2 separate regions of the Homo sapiens genome follow, and region 1 is linked to region 2. A link is a loop called in an ENCODE intact Hi-C map of the cell type or tissue named here. Cell type or tissue: A673. All regions are shown on one strand. Each heading gives the region's core, and the rest is flanking DNA. Links, peaks and the distances in the headings are about the cores only.

Region 1 (17,031 bases), core at 3,845-11,844, 980 kb before region 2:
CTCTAAAATGCAATATGTAAAATGCCAATTATTTTTAAAAATCACCATGTGTTAAACAACTGGCTTACAATGGAACAATATAAATATAAATATATATAATGTATAAAGTAAATAAATGTAAGATAAAAATAAATAGTAAATATAATCAAATAAATATAAACCTTTAAGAATAGTCTATGTACTTAATCTCTGGACACCACAGGACAACTGGTGTTTAGTTTTGTTTCTTGTAAACTTTATCTGCTGTCCAAGTAAGAAGCAATAAAGATAAATGTATAGTTATAATTTGAGCTCTATTTTCAACTCTTCTGAGTTTTTAAGGAATTTTCCTTAATAAATGGATATCTAGTTATAATATCTACCAGAGTTGCTTGCACAGAGATGGTCTTAGTTTAATATAGGATTAGTTGGTTTAATTCAACGTAAAGGCTTGCTCCAGCCCAAATTACTGATATGGTAGGCTCTTCATTTATCCTATGTTCCGTCCTCTTAAAACTGACACTCAATGAGAATTGGCAATCATTAGGCCCTTGTTGACATGAATGGGTCACTTCATAAGAACTTGTCATAAGATGGATAAATAGGCTTTCTCGGGTTTCTCTTTCACTCATCTCTTTTTGTTCACTCTCTTTGCACTTCGGAAACTCATTCTTGTTTTAAAGAGCCTGAAGATACAAGAGAAACTGCTCATTAGGTCTTTATGCTTTTTCAGTGGAAACAGCAAATAGCAAAACCTTTAAGAAAAATAATAAACCCATGCTCAGTCTGAAGAACCTATTATTCTTAAAGGCTTTGTTTGCAAAATTCACGATCAGTAAAAGCAAAATATGCTGTCAAAAAGACACTGTGTGTTTACACAGAGCTCAGTAAACTATTTTATACAGTAGTTAAAAAAAACAGTTATGTCTCATCTTCCTTTATAATGTAAGGCACTGCAAATTTCTAGGACTCAAAAGACTACAATAAATGTGCTCCAGGGAAACAATAATATCTCTAAAAATGTGCATATGTATTTTCACCAGAAACATTTACATTAGATTCATTGTATTGGAACAACAATTCTAAGTTTTCTTGCAAAATAAATTTTCTATAATGTACCTAGAAGGCTCAAGAATTAAATGTGATTTGTAAATTCAATGTATATTACAAGGCCAAACACTACCAGTTTGAGTTAGAAATATTATTTTCACTTGAAAGTTTTAATACAGGTTGAACTGAAGACAGAAATTATAAAAAAAACTTATAGAAATTTGATTCAGTCAAAATAATGCCAAAAACTAATTGTGCTGAAGCCTTTCTACCATCCGATAAATAAATTGCTGACAGAGCTTTTGTTTAGAACACAATATAGACTTCCATATCTAACAGGCCTTATTAGTTAGAATGAAATAAAATATTATTTTTAGGACATTGTTCCAGTGTAATAGTCATTTAATGAACTTACTGCAGTTTGGAAAGAGGAAATATTTGAACAAAGCCTCAAATTTCTTACCTGACATAAAAGTTACAAGATATAAAAGTTACAAGACATAAAAGTAGCATAACCTGAGAAGTTTCCATAAACACTGTAATTTATTTCAAACACCAAATTTTGTGGCTGTAAGATAAATCTTGTCTAAATGTAAGACTCAGGAGGAATAATATTTTATAATAAAGGATATGGTGTTAATTAGCAAAATTCTCTAAATATTGAAATGAATTTCTGTAATGTCCCAGAAAGTCAGAATATGTTTGTTTACATTTTTCTGTTTCTAAATGGTTCATTTTAAATTATTCGTTGACTCTCCACTACTAGACATCACAGTGGAAGAAATAATAACTTTGAAATAATAGGCATTGTTTATAAGTGGCCATATGAAAGAGTAGAAAGAACATAAAACCAGGAGTAAGCAGATCTAAGTTCTAGTCCCAGTTTTGCTCCTGTTGGTTGCATAATTTGGAAAAATTCATGTCACCCTTTTGGGTCTCAATTTCCTTTTCACAAAAGGAAGGATTAAGAACAGTAAGCTCTAATACCCTTTCTTGCTGTAAAATTGGTTAAACCTTGTAGTATAGTTTGAAGTCAGGTAGCATGATGCCTCCAGCTTTGTGCTTTTGGCTTAGGCTTGTCTTGGCAATGTGGGCTCTTTTTTGGTTCCACATGAACTTTAAAATAGTTTTTTCCAATTCTGTGAAGAAAGTCATTGGTAGCTTGATGGGGATGGCATTGAATCTATAAATTGCCTTAGGCAGTATGGCCATTTTCATGATATTGATTCTTTTTATCTATGAGCATGGAATATTCTTCCATTTGTTTGTAACCTCTTTTATTTCATTGAGCAGTTGTTTGTAGTTCTCCTTGAAGAGGTCCTTGACGTCCCTTATAAGTTGGATTCCTAGGTATTTTATTCTCTTCGAAGCAATTGTGAATGGGATTTCATTCATGATTTGGCTCTCTGTTTGTCTGTTATTGGTGTATAGGAATGCTTGTGATTTTTCACATTGATTTTGTATCCTGAGACTTGGCTGAAGTTGCTTGTCAACTTAAGGAGATTTTGGGCTGAGATGATGGGGTTTTCTAAATATAAAATCATGTCATCTACAAACAGGGAAATTTGACTTCCTCTTTTCCTAATTGAATGTCCCTTATTTCTTTCTCTTGCCTGATTGACCTGGCCATAATTTCCAACACTATGTTGAATAGGAGTGGTGAGAGAGGGCATCCCTGTGTTGTGCCAGTTTTCAAAGGGAATGCTTCCAGTTTTTGCCCATTCAGTATGATACTGACTACAAGTCTCCAGTAACCAAAACAGCATGGTACTGGTACCAAAACAGAGATACATACCAACGGAACAGAACAGAAGCCTCAGAAATAACACCTCACATCTACAACCATCTGATCTTTGACAAATCTGACAAAAACAACAAATGGGGAAAGGATTCCCTATTTAATAAATGGTGCTGGGAAAACTGGCTAGCCATATGCAGAAAACAGAAATTGGACCCCTTTCTTACATCTTATACAAAGATCAACTCAAGATGGATCAAAGACTTAAATGTAAAACCTAGGACCATAAAAATCCTACAATAAAACCTGGGCAATACCATTCAGGACATAGGCATGGGAAAAGACTTCATGTCTAAAACACCAAAAGCAATGACAACAAAAGCCAAAATTGACAAATGGGATCTAATTAAACTAAAGAGCTTCTGCACAGCAAAAGAAGCTATCATCAGAGTGAACAGGCAACCTACAGAATGGGAGAAAATTTTTGCAAGCTACTCATCCAGAATCTACAAAGAACTCAAACAAATTTACAAGAAAAAAGCAACCCCATCCAAAAGTGGGCAAAGGATATGAATAGACACTTTTCAAAAGAAGACATTTATGCAGCCAAGAGACACATGACAAAATGCTCATCATCACTGGTCATCAGAAATGCAAATCGAAACTACAATGAGATACCATCTCACACCAGTTAGAGTGTCGATCATTGAAAAGTCAGGAAACAACAGGTGCTGGAGAGGATGTGGAGAAATAGGAATGCTTTTACACTGTTGGTGGGAGTGTAAACTAGTTCAACCATTGTGGAAGACAGTGTCGCAATTCCTCAAGGTTCTAGAACTAGAAATACCATTTGACCCAGCGATCCCATTACTAGGTATATACCCAAAGGTTTATAAATCATGCTGCTATAAAGACACATGCACACGTATGTTTATTGTTGCACTATTCACATTAGCAAAGACTTGGAACCAACCCAAATGTCCAATAATGATAGACTGGATTAAGAAAATGTGGCACATACACACCATGTAATACTTACGCAGCCATAAAAAAGGATGAGTTCATTTCCTTTGCATGGACATGGATGAAGCTAGAAACTATTATTCTCAGCAAACTGTCGCAAGGACAGAAAACCAAATACCACATGTTCTCACTCATAGATGAGAACTGAACAATGAGAACACTTGGACTCAGGGGGGGGAACATCACACACCGGGCCTGTCATAGGGTGGGGAGCTGGGGGAGGGATAGCATTAGAAATACCTAATGTAAATGATGAGTTAATGGGTGCAGCAAACCAACATGGCACATGTATACCTATGTATCAAATCTGCACATTGTGCACATGTACCCTAGAACTTAAAGTATAATAGTAATAAAAAATTGGTTAAACCATACTAATCACTAGTATCTTTGTCTCCAAGAATCACTGATGAATTACACATGAAATTAAAGCATATATTTATTAAGTAGTTTAAAAAATGTATTGTGCTGAGTATTGGTGAAGAGGAAATAAAGGATGGAAGTAAACTTATTGGTTCTTTTCATGACCCAAAGCTTGAAGTTCTATGGAGATAACCAGAAAAATTCCTCAGGCAAACCCAAATTTCCCCTTTTCAGTGGAAAAGCAGGTATAACAGTCTTATGTCAACCCAATTCACCTGTGCAAGTTTGCTGGCTCTTCCTGAATCCTCTCTTCTTTTTTGTTTAGTACATCCCATTAACTTTCTCATTCCACTAGGTGGTACTGGATTCATTAGTGCCTTGCTGTGTCATCTTGGTTGTCACCTGATTTTGAAGTGCTTTCTCCTAAATGTATAGAATATTAACTCTGTGTATGTCCTACCTATGATGTGAGTGGCAGAGAGTAGATAAAACATATCAAATTCTTGGAGACTAGGTTTTAGTATCATTATTGAGGTAGCATTATTTGATAGGTCATCCAGCTTAAACAGAGAGTTGACTACTGCAGATTTTTCCATGTGTTAGCAACCTACTTGGAATGATTGAGATGACATTTATGTTTGACTGACTTGTAGAGTCTGGCCTTAGGGACTGTTTTGAAAAGAGTTTGCTTAATTGAAATTTCTGTGTTATGATTTCCCATGTCGAAGCAACTAAGTTCACATTCATTGGTAGTTGTTGAGTTTAGAAAAAACAAAATGTTTGAGTCCTTACAGTATACATGTGACTGTGAACATCAGTCTGCCAAAAAAGCTCTGAGCAGCATGAAACACAGACCCTGACTTGTGCAGGAAAAACTGCCAGACAGAAAGAGAATTATTTGAAATATCAGGGTTTTATGCATTGGTTCTTTTTGCCTTAAGGGAAAGAAGCGGATGTAAAGACATCTGGAAAGCTTTCATATAGTGAGATTTTACTTATCTACCTCTGGGTAGATAGTTTTAATTTCCAAACTCTTTAACTGTAAGGGGAATACATTTGCTCATCACTCTATGGTGTATTGTAGGAAAGAGAGAGGGCAAGACCTATTACAAATAACAGCCCAATGTGACTGTGTCTTCCACATGCTGAAATTAAAGATTTTTTTTTAACTGGAGAACATAAGGGTACCTAAGAGACTTATTTACGTAGTAGTGGATATTAAACTTAAGCCCTTTGTCCATTCTGTAGTGTGAATTGGAGAACATTTTCTGTTTTTCCATCTGCATCTGTTTGCTGTGATAGATCATTGACATTACTTCAATACAAATAAATAATATATGTTTTTAAAATACAACAAGGAAAATAAAGGATTGCAGTGGGACTTGCAATTAGGACATGTGATATAATAGTTCCTCTTCCTTTTAACTCTTCACTGTTATTTTTTTTGTATCTGAGTATTTTACTTTTGTGCTAATTTGAGAATTTGTGCTTGTTTTTTTTGTGTGTGTAACTCTTCTTTGATTGATAATATCAAACTTTACAATTTTTGCAAATGAGTTACAGATTCATTTGTAGAAATGTGTGTGCTGAGAACTACTGGACTAGACCAGAGGTTTTCAAAACACTGGTATAAGAAGTAAAGATCAGAAAGTCTGAGAAAAAAATTTCTCTGATGAACAGACATTGTAAGAAAGAAGCTTCAGTTGTTGAGTGCACACCTTGCATGCTGGCTTCTGTTGTTTATGGGAAGAATTCCTAACAAAACTGGAAAAAATCAGAAAATATATGCATGGAATTTTAACAAGATAGATTTTGAAGTGCTTTTGAAGATAAGAGTTATTTAGGAATAATACAGATGGCTAAAAAAGAAAAAAAAATCTCAAGGTGAACTTTAACTTAGTACAAGTGGCCTGGAAATGATAGTGTGTTATAAACTGTATTCTGGAAATATACATCTGAAACAAGTTTCCTACTTTCCAAGCCCTTACAAACTTCAGTCATTCTACCTAGAATTATGACTAGTCATTCCGTAATTATATGCAAAAAAATAAAATAGAATACGGAACTGCTAAGCCTTATAGCTTGAGTTTCTAAAATGATCTGGGCTGTTTTAATAGAATGTTAAAATATTTATTGCCATGAATAAGCATCTGTTGGTTTGACCTCTCTAAAGTTTTTCTAAAGGAAAAACTTCTCTCTCTCTTCTTGGCTATTGGTTTTCTTTAGTTATTGAGCATTTTAGTTGTAGAGGAGGAGGAGAAACTTCAAAGATATTTCTCTGCCAGGATATCAACAGCTTAAAAGAAGCTACATTGTTTACAAATTTCTTGATGGATTGGTCTCAAGAAATCCCGAGTTTACGGAATTGTTTCAAGTTAAAACTGCTATTGTGAAAACGGTTTGCATACTTTAATTAATTTCTTTTGATTTTAATTTTCAGTAGTGTGAACTTTATACAATTATGACTCCTTTACTATTTATATGAACTGCAGTGCTTTGTAGTATCTATTCCTCATGGAGGAACAATTTACAGATGGCCTATATATTGTGATTTGCTGTAATGGTATCTTTTTCTTTAATATAGGACTAGCAATAACTGTTTTAAGAAGTAGATAAGAATATGCAACAAGAAAGTTTTTAGGCACCACACCCTGCTTTGGCTGATTATCTGCTCCTGCCTCCTTACAGGTAATTTAGACTTATTTTGTGTGGATGGCAGAAAAGCAAAAGATAGAAATAGTTCTCTCTGAGAAGCAAAAAGGAAAACAGTGTCTGACATATAGGAGCTCTTTCAATTTCTCCTTTGGAGGCCAAGAGAGAAAAGAAGAAAGAACATAGGAGGAAAGAGAAAATACACATGAGATCTCTTACTTCACCAACGTAGGTGACTTTTGATTCCATACTCCTTAATTGTAATAAGAATTATCTTAATTAATTATGTTCTGTATTGTTGGAGGAGAAAAGGTCATTCACATCTAGTTTTATATGTATAAGACAATTTACATATTCTTTTCTCATCTGTCCCTAAACTTAAGCATAATTTTGAATTTTATATGTAATTTTTGTTTTATGTTAAAAAGAAGCAAATAATACATATGAAATAAATTGCTTTTTATTTTAACTGGCATTGTCAATTTTATTCTGAATTAGTCAACACATTAATGATATATCTTTTAATATCATTACTTGGAAACTTACAAATTACTTGTGGAAAGTATTTCAGAATTATAGGTGAAATTATTTTGTGGCATACTGAAATAAATTTTGAAAATTGAAAAAAATCTTTGTTATAAGTCATTTGCAACCCTATATGAAGATTGAAAAATACTGCCTTATAGATACGCAGAGGTGGTGACAAGCAGAGGTGACATAGAATAGCATATATCTATCTAGTCATTTAAAGGAGATAGTTTCATTGATTCTAGGTAGATTTGTTCTTCTGTTAAATTGTTTTTTCTTTCCATATAAATGTTGTAGATTATGTTTGTTTAGTTTCTAGAAAGGACAATAATGGCTGCAAATCTCACTTAGATTGTTTATGTTTTGGAAGCCACATTTTGAAGAGGGGTGATCTATCTCATTTTTAAAAACAGTCTTGTTTGTTCTCCCTGCAGCAATCAGTTTATATCACTAGGGGTCAGTCTACATGAACAGATGTCCATATATATCATGGTTTTAGGACAGTGTTATCTCATTTCATGTAGTGTTTTTTCATTTGGGGATATGGACACTTACATAGTAATATACAGCTTCTTGCAGCTTGAATTTTCTAGCTATACTCTTGACAGGACATTTCTCCATGGATTTCCGTATGTAGTTCAAACTGTTCTTTTCCCTTAGCTGCCTGATTTCTTTGTCTGATGTCAGTTGAGAGCCTTCATCTAATTTAATATGCAGGAACAAAAGAATGGCTGATAGCAACGACAGGATCATGGTCAGGGTGTTTTCAAAGCCTTTGTGAATGGACTGAAGGTGACAATTGCTCCCGGAATGACTGGATTTGGGGTATGTCTGACACGTATAGAGGAGGGTGACATTGCAACTATGATGCCGTATCTAACTGCTGGTTTCTATTATTTTCTTTCATGTTCCCTCTGCCTCCTGGAAGACATGGAAGTCTATCTTCACCATGCACCGTTAAGTTTTTCTTGGGCAGGTATGGCATCTTAACCGTCCTTATTTTTACAGTACTTAGCACAATGTTTGGTGTATAGTCGGTAGTGATCATGTTTTCTTAATTGAACTGAACTTGGTAAATGCTAGTATGCCAGAATGACCTACTACATAGTTACTTTTATTGGCAGATAAATGTTACACATTAATGGATATGCCCATGTAACAATGGCCAAAAATAGAACGACCCACTCTACTTTTTCTTTATAAGGATGGAAAAGAATGTACATAGTTTATAAGTAATTGGAATAATTTGGAGCTCATATATAGCCAATAATTGTTCTAAGAAGAATGCCTTCTAATCATTATTATTATTTTTTGGCTTATGGTAACAGAAATTTATTTCTTACGTTCTAGAGGCTGGAAATTCCAATATCAGTTTGCTAGCATCTTTGGGTTCTAGTGAGGGCCTTCTTTCTCCATAGACAGAAGTGTCTCACTGCAGTCTCACACGAATGCCTTCTAATTTTTAGGCAAAACTCAGAGAAATATTCTCATGTCTTAAACTAGAAAAGGCATTCCTGTTAGCTTAGAAACAATAGGTAGTTTTCTGAATACAAGTCTTTTCTGTTTGTTCTCATTAATGTTAAGTTTAACACTACATTGGTCATGTTAGAAAATTAGTTTAAAATCATAGAATCCAGCTTTAGGAATTGGAAAGAACTTATTATTTATTTAGCTCACATCATTGTGTTTGTAGAAAACCTTTTCACTTTTCAACAGAATGAGCATGAGAGTTTTTTGAAGGCCTATGGCTTTAGTAATTATACTTAATGATATCTTACATGCATAAATTATTATATATATAAAATATACTGTACTAAATTATACACTATATTAGACTGTGATCAAAGATGAGATTCAATTTGTGACCACTGGGAGTCACTGTGTAGCTGTCACAGCTAGGAAGGCCCCCACACCATCCACACAAGCTTGCTGGGCTACTGGGGAGATAACACGCTCTTCTCTTTCTCCCAACCTCTGGCATTTATCCATTTGCCAACTGGTAGTTATTAAGTACCCACAGAAAGCTGGGTGCTGTGTTAAATGAGGAAACACAGTGAGAACAAGCTGCCTATGTAGCTAGCCACGCCCACCATCAAAGCTCTTTAAAACTCCTTTATGACTTGGTTTCAATATTCTGGTACATTTATTTATGAAAAATTGTCTTTCCTGCTAGAGATCTTTAAGAGATACATATGTGTTTTTATTTTATCTTGTAATTGTTTATCATATTGGCCAGTATATAATAAATCCTTAAGACATATTTGTTGAGTGACTAGATGCTATGCCAGTTATTTCCTCTAGTTCTTGGATTTGGTTGCTATTTCTTCTTAATTGCATTACCACTTAGTTATTGCAACTTACCCTGCATCTTTATCCTCTAATGATGTTGTAATATGAAATAGAAATAGGTGAACAATTTTCTTTCATGTCAATTGTTTTTCCTCCTTTATTCTGCCATAACAATTTAGGGGTCTTATTTATATCACATCAAAAATGAATGACATCAGTTATCAGTGACAACAATAACAGCCTCACTTCTGTAAGTGGGGACTAGAATTGAACAATGTATACAAAAATGTGTGTGGTATTTGAAAACAGCATTAGTTATTGGAAAGAGAAATAAGTTCATAAGAGGGAAATTTACATTTTAGTTTCATATCTTTCATGGATGAATAATTTCAGTATAAAGGATTGTGTTACTGCTCACTGCTTCCCTTTCTCTATTTGTAAAATCCATTTAATGCCTATTAAATGCCAGATAGAGACCAGGCTATATACTAGGTGTTGCGGAGAGTACAAAGATAATTTAACAGAGCATAATGCCTTATGGTGCTGACTGTACAGTGTAAAAGAAATAAATAAAACTGAACTTTTAAGGCAGTATTTAAGTGCCAAATAGGTGGAAGAGACTATAGAAATTTAGATATGTGATTCCATGTAGCTTAGATCTGTCATGATTGCCTTTGGAAGAAGTCGATTTTGCTTTTGGCTTTAAAGTATCAAGACACTCCATTTGCTGGAATAGAGAGCAGGGGGCATTTTGGGGAGAGTTGTTCAGGGATGTCTTGGCAATAATGAGTACACCTTATGCCTGAGGAGAAGAACATGTATAGGAGAAAGTACAGAAAAGTTTTAAAGAAGTGATGAGTTTATTTAATAAAAATCTTGAATATATTTTTAATCATGAGTTTAGGGACCATAACGGATTATGCTTAAAATTGGGTTTTGAAGGTCACTCCTTATTTGATATCCTACTCCTCTTGCTGGAACAATTGGTTCTTAGTAGGTACTGCATCTAGAGTTACTGTGTTCAGTAGCTTTTTCCTGAGGTACTAATGATACAAATCTAAATATTGCCAGAGGTCTCGATTTTCTTGCAAAAGTGTTGCATGTCATCCAAAGAGCCACTGCCTTTGAGTGGGTACCTCTGGAACATTCGAGATCTGAAAATAACCCACTGTTTGGTCACCTAATTTGTTACAAAGAGAGCGAAGAGCTCCAAGTCTTATCCTGGATTTTCAGCTTCCCCTTCGGCTTCTATCAAAAAAATGTTCTCCAGGAAAACTTTCTGCCAGACGAACCACCACAGATGCTGAGCTTGTATGATAAAACACTGGGGTGCTTGAGGATAAACTGATGGCAGGAAAAGTTGCTTGTTGAATTAATTCATTTAGATTTACATCTCTCTTGTAACTATTAACTAGCAATGTGCACTTCAGGTAAAAATACAATTCTACTCCTTTTCTATTTACATTCTTCTTACCTTCCCTCCTTCAAAGGACTGACAATTCAGGGGAACAACACTTAATTCCTGTAACTGAGAATAAACATTTGTTCCCATAACTGCAGAAAGACTTCTGTTCCTGTTAATGCCAATGGATTTTTAGTCCCATTAAGGGAAATAGCTCTTTATTTTCATTAATGTTGTAGAATGAGACGGCTGGAAGCTCACAGGTAATAAAGACCAGATAAACCGATTCAAAGAAGAAAACCATAAAGAAAACAATTGATTCATGGTAATGATTTTTTGCTTGTCCAAAAAGTTTCTATAATTATTTTTTCTCCCATGGAAGTGATACTGAAGAAACTTATAGAAAATGTATGTGTGTGTGTGTGCGCGTGTTTGTGTTTGTCTGATTTTAGGCTGTTTATTTTATGAATTACTTTACATACTCTGATCTCTTGTTTAAAAAGCACATTGTTAAAGCTACAAAAGGAGATCAATCACACCTTTTAAGTAACAACTAGAAGGTAAATAGAGTGTACAAAAACATCTTACTTTTCATTCAAAGGACTGATAAGAAACTGCTAATCCTATGTGTATCTCAGGCTTGTAGTATAATTGGGGAAAAAATTCTCAACAGGTATATATTACTTAATTCAATAGGTATTTGTACGGATGTTTCTATTTATTTTGGAAAAATAATATCAATAAATAAATTGTAATAAATTGGTCCCTAAGTAATTTCATGCAAATGTATTTAAAAAATTATTATGTGATTGTACCGAAATAGTTCCTTATGAAAAAGATAGCAGGAATTTTTTTGGTTTATTAACTTTTTAAATATTACAAATAACCTTTACATATATAAAATATAAATGATATTTAGTAAGCCTGGATTTTTCATGTATCAGGTTCTCTTAAAATTGGTCAAATAGGCAAATTTGTTTTATTTGGTATGGGGAATCTCTTTTATTTGTTTTGAGGCACCTATAGCTTTTCTTTAAAATGTTGCCAAAAATCATATTTATTGGTGAGCTTGGCCTATTGAACTACAAGAACAGAGTAGATATACTAGATATAAAAGCCATTAAAACAAATTAAAATTAAACAATTTGGTCAGTCATGAGCTGAATTTTTTTTAAAACACAGTTATTTGCAAGAATTTTCACTTTAAATATAAGTTGTGGATGGTATGAGGCCAAAACTCTGTAAAATATAGCTACAATACACAATACAAAAAATCAAATGGGCCGGGTGCGGTGGCTCACGCCTGTAATCCCAGCACTTTGGGAGGCAGAGGTGGGCGGATCACTAGGTCAGGAGTTTGTGACCAGCCTGGTCAAATGGTGAAACCCTGTCTGTACTAAAAATACAAAAATTAGCTGGGCGTGCTGGTGGGCGCCTGTAATCCCAGCTACTGGGGAGACTGAGGCAGGAGAATTGTTTGAACCCAGGAGGCTGAGGTTGCAGTGAGCTGAGGTCCTGCCATTGCACTCCAGCCTGGGCAACACGGTGAGACTCCGTCTCAAAAAATAAATAAATAAAATTAAATTAAAAAATCAGATGAACAAATTTGACAAATCTGTGAAGTTATTAAGTACAAAAAAAAGGATGGTGAAAATACCTAAGGTATTTTACTTTCTATTCTCCAAAATCCCTCATGGGTTGGGCGGGCTGGCTCATGCATGTAATCCCAGCACTTTGGGAGGCCAAGGAGGGCAGATCACCTGAAGTCAGGAGTTTGAGACCAGCCTGGCCAACATGGTGAAACTCCATCTCTACTGAAAATACAAAAATTAGCCAGGCATGGTGATGCGTGCCTGGAATCCCAGCTACTTAGGAGGCTGAGACAGAAGAATCCCTTAAACCAAGAGGTGGAGGTTGCAGTGAGCCGAGATCGCACCAGTGAATTCTAGCCTGGGTGACAGAGTGAGACTCTGTTACAAAAAAAAAAAAAAGAAAGAAAAAATCCCTTACTGAGTATGTATTATAATTTATCTTTGTATTTCAAATCTACCTCTGCCTGCACACCCATCTGTCATCAGGGTCTAGCACTGGCTGGCAGTAAATCTTATTGTGTGAAAGGAATAATTCAATGAGCAAAACAGTGGTATAAGTGTAAACTGAGCTCATATATTGCCATTTGGTCTTGGAGCAGAAGAAAAATCATTTTATAAATAAATAGTCATTTGTCTCCAAATATTCCTTAGATAAATAGAGTGGTAATTTTCAGGTTATATCCCACTGAGAGCATAAATAAATTTCTCTTTTAAAAATACATTTTTTCTACCAAGCAGTGAAAAAAAAATACTTTAGGAAAAAACAAAACAAAACTAAGAAATAAAGTTAAAAAGAGCTTTAGAAATTATTGTACTGGTCAATTATAATAATAACAAATAATAAGAAATAGAGTTAAAAGAAGCTTATAAATTATTGTACTGGTCATTAATAATAATAATTAATAATAATGGCCAGTACATTTTCTTCAACATATAGATGGGGAAACTGAGCTACGCAGAGAGGTAAACACATTTGTCAACTTTCTTCTTTTATTCTGGAAAACATTTTCCTCATGCATAAAAGTAGCGTGTAGCATAGAACTCTGCTGTTCAATGTGGTAACCATGAGCCATGACAAAGCACTTCAAATTTGGCTATTGACACACGTCGAAATGATATTTTGGGTATATTGAGCTAAATAAAAATAATTTAAAAATGGATTTGACTTATTTATTTTTACCTTTTAAAACTGCTTACTAAGAGATTTGAAATTACACATGTGGCTCACCTTATATATTTTTGGACAGTGCTGGCAGTCCATAAACCCTGTAGAATAGTAGGTACCAATACCCACTTCAACAGTCATCATGGGTCACCTTGTTTCATTAATACCGTATGTACTTTAGCACTGCCCATGGTCATGCAGATAATTAGTCCCAGATTTGGCATGAACACCTGGTTCTTGGCTATTGTTCTTTTTACTACTATTAATTGAAGCATTTTGTGTGTGTGTGTGTGTGTGCATGCCAGTTTTACACCTCCTAATTATTTAACCCTATATTTCTTAGTTTTACTGATTTTAACAGCTTAATAATGTATTTATTTATGTTTATTTATTCATTTTCTTTGTTGTTTATTTTAATTTTATTGATAAAAATTTTTAGATTAAATTCTCCAATTTACTTTTACTAAGTACAGTGGATTCATTTGTAGATAGTTGCTCATTTTCACGCGTGGCTATGTGAAGAGACCACCAAACAGGCTTTGTGTGAGCAACAAGGCTGTTTATTTCACCTGGGTGCAGGCGGGCTGAGTCCGAAAAGAGTCAGCAAAGGGAGATAGGGGTGAGGCCATTTTATAAGATTTGGGTAGGTAAAGGAAAATTACAGTCACAGGGGGTTGTTCTCTGGCGGGCAGGGGCGGGGAGGGGGTCACAAGGTGCTCAGCAGGGGAGCTTTTGAGCCAGGATGAGCCAGGAGAAGGAATTTCACAAGATAATGTCATCAGTTAAGGCAGGAACCAGCCATCTGGATATGTATGTGCAGGTCACGGGGGATATGATGGCTTAGCTTGAGCTCAGAGGCCTGACATTCCTGTCTTCTTATAATTAATAAGAAAAATAAAACGAAATAGTGGTAAAGTGTTGGGACGGCGAAAAATTTTTGGGTGTGGTATGGAGAGATAATGGACGTTGTTTCTCAGGGTTGCTTCGAGGGGTATTAGGGGCGGTGTGGGAACCTAGAGTGGGAAAGATTAAGCTGAAGGAAGATTTTGTGGTAAGGGATGATATTGTGGGGTTGTTAGAAGAAATATTTGTCATGTAGAATTATTGCTGATGGCCTGGATACGGTTTTGTATGAACTGAAAAACTAAACGGAATAAGAGAAGGAGAAAAACAGGTATTAAAGGACTAAGAATTGGGAGGACTTAGGACATCTAATTAGAGAGTGCTGAAGGAGGTTCAGCATAGCCTTGCAAGCAAATATTATTTATTTACTTTAAGAGTTAAGAGTGGCGGTTTGGGGATAGCAGCAGGAGATATCAGCTGTGATGGCTTGGAGAAACAGTGTAAACCGGCAGTGTAAACAAGAGCAGGGCATGTATGAGTAGTTGAGAATGGTGAATAGGAGTATGATTAGACAGAAAATAGTAGGGATGACAAGTTTTGGGGCACAGTCCAAGTTGATCTGGTGTCTGGGATGAGACTGGGGCCTAATAAAAAGAGCATCTATACAGGAGATCAAATGGGCTCCTGTTCACCTTGTAGCATTCTGAGAACAGGCCTGAATTCTTAGAGGGGAAAGTGGTAAAAGTATTCTCTAGTCCTTTTTAAGTTGGTGGCTGAGCTTGGTAAGGTGTGTTTTTAAAAGACTATTAGTCCGTTCTACCTTTCCTGAAGACTGAGGACTGTAAGGGATATACAAGTTTCACTGAATACTAAGAGCCTGAAAAAATGCTTGGCTGATTTGACTAATAAAGGCTGGTCTGCTATCAGACTGTGTAGAGGTGGGAAGGCCAAACAAAGGAATTATGTCTGGCAGAAGGGAAGAAATGACCATGGTGGCCTTCTTAGACTTTGTGGGAAAGGCCTCTATTTATCCAGTGAAACTGTCTACTTAGACTAGGAGGTATTTTAGTTTCCTGACTTGGGGCATGTTGAGTAAAGTCAATTTGCCAGTCCTGGGTGGGGGCAAATCCTTGAGCTTGATGTGTAGGGAAGGGAGGGGGCCTGAATAATCCTTGAGAAGTAGTAGAATAGCAGATGGAACACTGATAAGTTATTTCTTTGAGGATAGATTTCTACGATGGAAAGGAAATGAGAGGTTCTAAGAGGTGGGCTAGTGGCTTGTACTATAGCATAGCCTGCCTTTGCTAGTGAGTGGCTATTAGGCCTGGTGGAACTGCCATCAATAAACTAAATGTGATCAGTGTGAGGAACAGGAAATAAGGAAATATGGGGAAATGGGGTGAACATCAGGTGGATCACAGAGATACAGTCACGAGGGTCAGGTGTGGTATCCAGAATAATGTGGGAGGCCAGATTGAAGTCCGTGCTGGGAACAATGGTAATCGTGGGAGACTCAACAAAGAGTGAGTACAGCTGAAGGAGCTGGGAAGCAGAAAGTATATGCATCAGGTATGAGGAAGAAAATAGATTTTGGAAGTTATGAGAACTGTAGAGAGTGAGTTGAGCATAGTTTGTGATTTTTAGGGCTTCTAAAACTATTAAAGCAGTGGCAGCCACTGCATGCAGACATGAGGGCTAGGCTAAAGCAGTAAGGTAAAGTTGTTTGGACAGAAAGGCTACAGGGTGTGGTCTCAGTTCTTGTGTAAGAATTCTGACTGCACTAACCATGCCTAGGAAGGAAAGGAGTTGTTTTGTAGAAGGGATTGAGGTTTGGGAGATTAGTCTAACACGATCAGCAGGGAGAGCACCTGTGTTTTTATGAGAATTATGCTGAGATAGGTAACAGATGAGGATGAAATATGGGCTTGACTGAAGTAATGGGGGCTGTCTGTGAAGCCTTGTGGCAGTACAGCCTAGGTAATTTGCAGAGCCTGATGGGTGTCAGGGTTAGTCCAAGTGAAAGTGAAGAGAGGCTGTGGTGAAGGGTGCAAAGGAATAGTAAAGAAAGCATGTTTGAGATCCAGAACAGAATAATGGATTGTAAAGGGAGGTATTGAGGATAAGAGAGTATATGGGCTTGGCGCTATGGAGTGGATAGGCAAAACAATTTAGTTGATAAGGCGCAGATCCTGAACTAACCTGTGAGACTTGTCCAGTTTTTGGACAGGTAAAATGGGGGAATTTTAAGGAGAGTTTACAGGCTTTAAAAGGCCATGCTGTAACAGGCAAGTGATAACAGGCTTTAATCTTTTTAAAGTGTGCTGCAGGATGGGATATTGGCATTGAGCGGGGTAAGGGTGTTAGGTTTTAATGAGATGGTAAGGGGTGCATGATTGGTCGCCAAGGA
Region 2 (8,000 bases), core at 1-8,000:
TGCAGAATATCTGGATTGTCTAAAATCTCAGGTGTATCATTTATTTTGATCATGACAATACAAATTTGATGGACATCTACAAACACAGGCACACACACACGAACAAACTCTTCAAGACTTGTTTTTGGGTTTTTATAATGGTCCCCAAAGGATCAAATATGGTACCACATTCTTAGCAGTTTATTTCAAAACACTAGTCTTTTCCTTTGCATCTTAGGAGCATGGTGTCAATGGAAAGCATCAAACTCCGCACTGGAATAGTCAGAAAACTTTTAATTTATTGATGAAAGAGATGGCAGAATGCAAATAAAGACCAATGAGATATTTTTGGGTAGTGTAGTCATAATAGGAATAGCACCTACAGAAGTTTTTATATGGAGATGGTTCTATTTTGATATTCAGTCACATGTGTTTCCAATATATTCACATGCACTCACATGTAATGTAAAGAATTTATGTTAGCTTCGGTATGTGCTTAACAAGAACTATTTCTGAATATTTAGTTATTTTGGACATGCTTAAAAGTGTGTCTTTGTTATATATTCATTTAAATTATTTTTAAAGTTACATGCAGTTAAAAATAAATCTGGGTTAAAATTATCCCCACCACATGAACTTAAGCAAAGCTTCTAATCTCCTAGTCCTTGTTTTTATGAATTTATTATTATCTTTTACCTTAAAAAAATTCTCCCTGTCTCTCAGGGACTCTGTTCTGGGACTTAAATTGCACCCTCCACTAAAGATTCATATCATATTTTCATAATTTTCATATCTATGTTATAACAATTTTTATATAAGTATTTATTTTAGATTCATTTATCCCATTGAATTTGACATCTTCAAGAGCACAGAGCATTCCACTCCCTAGCAGATATTTTTTTTCAAAATCTAGTGGGTAACTAATCCTCAGATAAGTACTGTTTGGTAAATAAACAGACAATAAATTATTATAATATGAAAGATGAGTCATTATGTAACAGGCAATTAGTTATATATCAACCCTTTTCTTGACTCATTTTAATGATTCTTAAAGTTGTGCCTTTGTCATTACATTTAGAGTTCCAAAGTTTTCACTAATAGGGTTAGGGTAGTAAACCTACTACACACCTGGCCAAACATAAAATAAAACATGCTTAGTTAATTTCCAAAGGATCACCTTTGGAAAGAAAAATTTAAAGGAATATTACTAATTTTATATCTTTTTAGTTTTCTTCCTCTCATTTTATTTTTCTTGTGGGAATATTAAAACATTTAGTATGATTTGGAACATCACTTTGAAAGATAAGAAAAATTTTCTTTATGCAATGTACAAATGTCAAAGAAAATCACTTGTATCTGAAAATATAGAAAAAAACCATTGTTAAGCATGGATTAACTAGTTTAGCCAGATGAAATACATATAATTACACATGGAAATTTCTTTTTCAGAGAACAAGGACAATCAAATCATAATTTAGATCAGAAGTGTCAAGAACACTATAATAAAACCTCTAAGTTTATCTTTTTGAGTTATCGAATGTAAATGAGTATTAAATTATCTATAGTAAACCAGATAGTAAAAGTAAACCAAGAGAAAAATACTATGTCCTTTTATACTGCATCTTTGAAAATATTTCCAATATTTGGCAGTTACTAGATTTGGTGGTGTTTATAGATTTCATAAAAGAGTAACAATCTGACTTAATTCTAGTTCTAGTTTTCTATGATGCTGTCAGTTCTTTTATTCTGTAAAAAAAGCAAAATCTACCATGATCAGCTGTGACTTATTCAAGGGGGAAAGAAATCTCAGTTTGTATATAACTCTAGCCTTTTTGCCACCTTTGAATATTATAGATGATTAGAGGACAATTGGGGAAAATGAACAAGATTAGATAGTGACAAATAAATCAATGGTTGTTTTTGTTTTTTTCACATCACCTGTTTGTAATTCAAAAAAAAATTATGCCATAATGAGGTCAAAAGGTATATATTTATTCATTAAATTTTGCTTACAGTTTGGGAATAGCTCAGTTTTGTAAGAGGACAATACTGTTGGTGATATAACACACCACACAGTGCTGCAAATAGACTTTTCCTGTGAGTGGTGTTTTGCTTACCCAGAGGATTAGTTAGATAATCCACATGGAAGACATTGCAAATTAGCTTCCCAGACTTTCCCTCAGTGTGAAGACTGCCATCAGATGCAATGAAAGAATATATCCCTTTAAAAGCTATACAGTTTTATTAATTGCTAAATTGCGTTTGAAAATCAGGAAATAAATACATGTTAACTGCTAACAAGCTGCTCTGTGTTCCCCTTAGTCAGTCTGAGGTAGATAGGAAATGTTACAATTTCCTGTTGATTGGAAATCAATCAACTTTATCATAGGCAAAAAGTAAAATTTTAAAGTCTTACATGAGGCAGTTTACACTTACTGGACCTTTAGATCTTATTCATCTATTTTTCTTAACTATTAATTGAAAAAACCTATATTAACCTTCTCAAAATGAATGTATTAAAAATCGAGAAGAAACAGTTTTGATATTGACCAACTAAACTTCTCAGTAATAAAATTAACCCACAATTCTCTATTTGCTTAAGTCCCTTTTGAGGCCCTGCTATGTAATCAGTCAAGATGTTTGTCTTAAAAGGGAAGACAGCTCAGTTTGGAGCCTTTAAAGTCAGTTTACATTTGCCTTGATTTGAGAGAGTTCTGAAAACCCAAATATAAATATAAAAAAATCAAATAATAGGAAAATGAGTAACAAATATGAATATAAAAAATCAAATAACAGGAAAATGAGTAATTGACATGAATTCTCTGGAAGTAAGGGGGAAAAAGTTTGTTGCTAATTCTTCACTTTGTTCATGGAAAATATGCCAATAGCTTGAAAGAATGGCTAACTCTTTGGTTAACCACCACATTAGTTTTTTTTTTTTTTTTTTTTTTAATGTTACAGTGAAGACAGCAAGATACTAAAAGCTGCTTTCTGCTTTGGAAGCCTGATGTCATCAATATGCTATTTTTGCTCTTTGCCAGGTTAACAGAATTTATTGCAGCAATTAATGCAAAACATATGTGCTAAAATACCCACATGAAAAATATAATTGCCCCCAACTTAATTTGCTACCTTTCAAAAGCCTGTTTTAGCTACCTTTTCTCAATGGCAGGAGTTAAATAGAATACAAGTGCTTTTATGAAAGAAGAGCTAAATCACTAAAATTTATTTTCTCATCTTAAGCAATTTAAAAATTATATTTTAAACGGGGGGAAATTTCCACAGAGACTAAAGTCTACTTTTTGGACCATGTTCTATTTTCTCCTATTACTGACCTTTAAGATAATTCCAATTGTTAATTCACACTTCATTTTTATTACACATAACCCTAAATAATCACACTCTGGTTATATTGTACAATTTCCTCACTATCTGTATGTATGGAATTCCTGACAAAATCTTCTTTCCAGGGTGATGAAAGGAGTGTTTGAGTGTCAGGAAAGGAACACAGAGGTAAGAACGTGTGAAGAAAAGTCATCACAGATATTTTCATCTACTCTTCTGTCCACAACAAATTCCTTTAACTTAGTTTCTTAGTGGGTCCCCCCCACACGCAGATAATCATAACTTATGAGTGTAACTACAGTTCCAAAGTACCCTCATTTATATGGTTTTCTTCAATTTTTCACTACAAATTTCTGAATGTTTCTAAATTATCCTTGCAAAGTCAGAAGACAAATTAGTACAGTCACTGGGATTAAGGTTGAGAAGCTAGTGCTTTTCCTGACAATGATGCCTCCCTAGTTCATAGTCATTTGTGTCTAGGAGAAAACATATGAGGTTAAAATCAAAAGACAAAGACGAGAGAGGGCTTGGCTTAGTTACCGCTTTATTATGATCCATTTTCTCAGTTTCCTCAGTTGTAACAATGGGAAACATTATGTTACCTATTTTAGGGCTGCTTTAACGATTAAATGAGGTTCAGTAAGTCGTGAATGATAATGTAAGGGAAAAATCTATTTGCCAGCAGAGCACTGAGCAATTATTTTCTCAGTGTTGAACACGGCACTGAGGATATATTAGTCTTGAAGTCTACAGGATTTAACAAAATCATCTTTTATGAAAAAGACTGAAGTTCTAACACAGCCACAGAAACATCAGGATCATCCACCCACCAAGCTATCTCGATAGCACAGCTCCCAAAAACCCTCTCTTGCCCATTCCATGTTTACTCCCAATATTGGAAGAGGAAAAATCCTGTTTTAATAAAATGGTGTCAGTCAAACACGGGCTTTGGGAGAACACAGACAACTTTTGAATATGCACAGGGGAAAAGTTTACTGACATCCCCTCAGCAATTACTAGGGGCCTAAAGGTGGCACTAGCAGGTAGTTTTAAAGAAAATTTTTCTAAAAAAAAAAAAAGATATTCTTCATTTTAGTCTAGCGACACCAAAAGAGTTGAATGCCCAAAAGATGAAGAAATAGTAAAGGGATAGGGTTAGAAATCAGCAAGCTGCACAACAGGGCGTATGAGGCAACTCCTGTGAGTCTCAACCAAGCGCACCCAGTAAGAGATGCTTTCTCAATCCGGCAGCGAACCTTGCAGAATATCTCCTTCCCCTGGCTGTCACCTGGTGAACCCATGAAAATGGATGGAAAAGAGACACGCCACTTCCAGACATCAAACTGAAAAGCCTAGCTGACAGCAATGCGAAAGGCGGCAGGGCGATCGTAGATCCTGAATTAAAGTCTATTCCTCAGGTCAGGACCTGCCAGGCCCGTCCAAGGCGCATGGACTCTCTGGCGTCTTACTGACGCCCAGGTAAGGAGGGTCCAGGTGGCAAGGAGTACGCCGTGCTCTCCCAGTGCCAGCAGATCCGCGGCAGCAGGCAGAGGGCGCACGTTTGCCTCTCGCGCGCTCCAGTCTCCTCCTGGCGCTCGTGTTCGCTTAACTTTGCACCTTCGCTCTCCGCTCGCTACAGAGTCTACACCGTCCGCCCGGGGGCAGAAACCCGGAGCAAAAGAGCATCAGGCTGCGCTCGCCCACCCACCCTACCTCGGGACGGAGGCCGTGGCACCCTGGTCGCGCTCCGGGAACTGACTTGGGCAGCCAGGCGCGGAGAGACTTGTGCACAAAGAACCCACTGGCCTCCAGAGGGCTGAGACTGCGTTACGCGCACCCGGAGATGTTTTTTTATGATCTCATCTTTAATTTGATGCAGAGTGAGCAAGCAGTGAACTGTTGAGAGACACCGTTGTTTTCCCTTTGCACCAACGAGCCTGGACCTAGCGGAGAATAGTTTGTGGTTAAGACACCCTGATGGTGGGTGTGGTGGCAGCAAGGAACACTTGCTCATCTCCCTGTTGCCACATTACTGTCTCTACCCGTACGGCTCTGCTTTGTGCTAAAATTTCGCATGACACACTTTTGTAATTTAATGAATTTGCATTATCAAATGTGGAAAGTGTAAGGCGAAGAAGAAGAAAGGCAGTTATCCCCTCCTGTGGCTACTCCTGTCCATGGCGAGGAATATTCACAACAGTTTGTTTGTACAGTGCTGCCACTTGCTTTCCTCCTCCTTCCTCACCTATTATTCTCACTTCACCATGTTGGTTTGGATTATGTGGATTTTCACCCTTTGCTTTGACTGGAACAGCGGGACATGATTTAGAAAATGAAGGGTTGGGGGATGTTCACACTCAGGGCTTCTAGTTTAATAACATCACTTCAAATTTGAGGCTTTATTTGCTGAATTGATTTTGATTCTGTCCACCCCTCCACATGCATTCGTCCAGACATTCAAAGGGGGAAGCATTTTAGCATTTTTTGGCTGTCACTCTTAAAACTTTCCTGGATGAAATATTTTCTTCTGGGAAAAAATCAAAAGTGTGTAAACTTGAGGAGAAACAAAGAAATGCAGCCCCCCCCCACCTCAACCCCATTTTAAGTGTGCGGGGTTTTTAGGGATTTAATAAAAATTGATTAGCCAGATGTTTTACGTGATAAATGCCTTTCTTTTAAGCAAATGATTTATATATTAACATTGGCTTTAAAACCTTTGCTTTTCTCTACTTCTCCAGTTTTCTAATCAACTTTTTTTATTTTCTTTTCTCCTGCAAAAACTTTTTTCTTTGTAATCGACCACCCTCCCCTCTTTTTTTTTTTTTTTTTTTTTTTTTTTTGTACAAAGGAAGCTGGTAGGAGGCAAACTAAAACTTGCTGACTTTCAGATTTTCCTGGAGAAAACCTCCTGCCAGGTTCCAAGAACTACCTGATACCAAGCAGCTGGGAACAGACTTAATGAAATCAAGCAAGTGGCGCACATGTATCCACACCCCGAACACACTGAGGGATGTCTTCCTAGGTGGATTGATTTGTGACTTGGAAGACTTTGCATTTTATAAATGTCACAATATTGCTTTTACTAATATTTCTAAAGTTGTTACAGAAGAGTTAGCTAAGGTTTCCACATTTCTGAGAAGTAAATTTCTAATCCTGGTTTTCTGTATAACTGGATGAATAATATAATGAATGTTTCACACTACTGGTCAACCCTTTATTTAAAAAATCTGTGGAAAGCTACTTGTGTACTTGGTAAAAGCCCTTTATTGACCTTCCGTGATGATAAAATCCAGATCTCTGAAAACAGAACCCAAAAGGAGACACCTGCATCTGTTCTTCTAAATCTTCTCTCAAACAGGAATTAAAGGAACAAGGTTTATTAAATATTTTAAAGAAAAAATGTGCAGGCTAAAAAATAAAGTTGAGGATCTTGACAGAAAATAACTTGTAAAACTTAATGTTCTTCCAAGAAATACACGTTTCCCCTTATATCTAGTATTTATGCCAAACCGAATCATTGAAAGAATGATTCAAATAAAAAGTAGCCCAGATCACAGATTTTTTTTAGTAAATGTCTATAAAACCTTATCGAGTTTGATGATTTGAGGAAAGTTTTATTAATATTTTCCTGAAGATCTTATGACTTGGAAAATGTAACTTTCAAGAACACTTCTTTTTTTTTTCATTTGTGTTGAAATTAGTAAATCAAATATATTTTGGAAATATATTTTGCCTTTAAAAATCATTTGCAAAAGTAACTATTTGATATTTAAAAATTGCATATATTTTATTTCCGAAAAAAATTTAAATTTCTGAAAGGATTTTAACATTAGAAAGAAATTTATTGTGGAAAAGTATTAAAAATGGTCGGACCCTTAAGGAACACACCAAAGTTTGAATGTTAAATGTAGGCAATACATAAAGAATGTTACTAAATCATTTATTTAATAATAAACTTATTAAGAGCAACGTGAGATTACTAAGTTGTTAATATGACCAACGAGCCAACCATAATTCAATTCAAGAAATGAAAAACTTTACCAAAAACTTCCTAAACCTACTAAAAAATGTTAAAAATAACTCTCTAAGATCTGATTCTGTACAATATTTTGTTTTAAATTTTTGTATTAAAGTGTTTTTCATTATAGCTCCCAATTTCTAGTGTTTCATGGAAAGACAACTTTATATAAAATACAACCATGATCTAACACGTGGCAATGGTGTTTTATTACATGTAGTTCCCCTTTTATAAGTCCAGTCACTTCTGAATTAGAAGTATATCCAACTAACTTTTAACCTTAAAATAGGCAAAGAAAACCCTATCAACTACAGTAACAATAATTTAAAAATATAAAATTAAAAATATTGATAGTTACAGTGAAACTGTTTTGTATTGATAAATCTATTGTTATTACTAGAAGATGTAATATCTAAAAGAGTTTATAATTGCTCATTTATGACAAGGACTGGAATAGTATGATTATGAAACATAAAAATAAAGAGATTGAGGTATCCGAGTGAACCTTTTCACCACTCAAATTATTATTATAGATACTAGTCTTTACAAAGATATAGATTCAGAATGAATTAATTTTGTGATAGATTTTGAGAGGTTACAAAAAGTTTCTTTACGGGACATTCAAAATATTATCGTAGCAATTCAGATTGTCAGTAAA

What was found. A loop is a pair of places that touch in the nucleus more often than their neighbours do. Peaks named below come from ENCODE experiments on the same cell type or tissue, not always from the same donor. Only the 100,000 strongest peaks of a DNase experiment are listed, where the experiment ranks them.
Region 1: it touches region 2 in a loop (5-fold over the local background); 10 of 110 quality-filtered maps call a loop at or near these places.

The regions. Positions count from the first base shown.
Region 1 is chr3:90,083,981-90,101,011 of GRCh38, reverse strand. No RefSeq gene overlaps it. Among named protein-coding and RNA genes, the nearest start is that of EPHA3, 980 kb to the right of the region's middle. RefSeq lists an enhancer at 16,432-17,031. In A673, for the core only: CTCF peaks have their summits at 7,783 (motif pointing right), 9,006 and 9,206; DNase peaks (open chromatin) are centred at 7,781 and 9,301.
Region 2 is chr3:89,111,650-89,119,649 of GRCh38, reverse strand. The region is part of intron 1 of EPHA3 (EPH receptor A3); the gene reads right to left. Among named protein-coding and RNA genes, the nearest start is that of EPHA3, 8.0 kb to the right of the region's middle. RefSeq lists a silencer at 4,857-4,966. In A673, for the core only: CTCF peaks have their summits at 4,675 and 4,881; DNase peaks (open chromatin) are centred at 4,969 and 5,209; H3K4me3 peaks cover 1,157 bases; H3K27ac peaks cover 3,456 bases.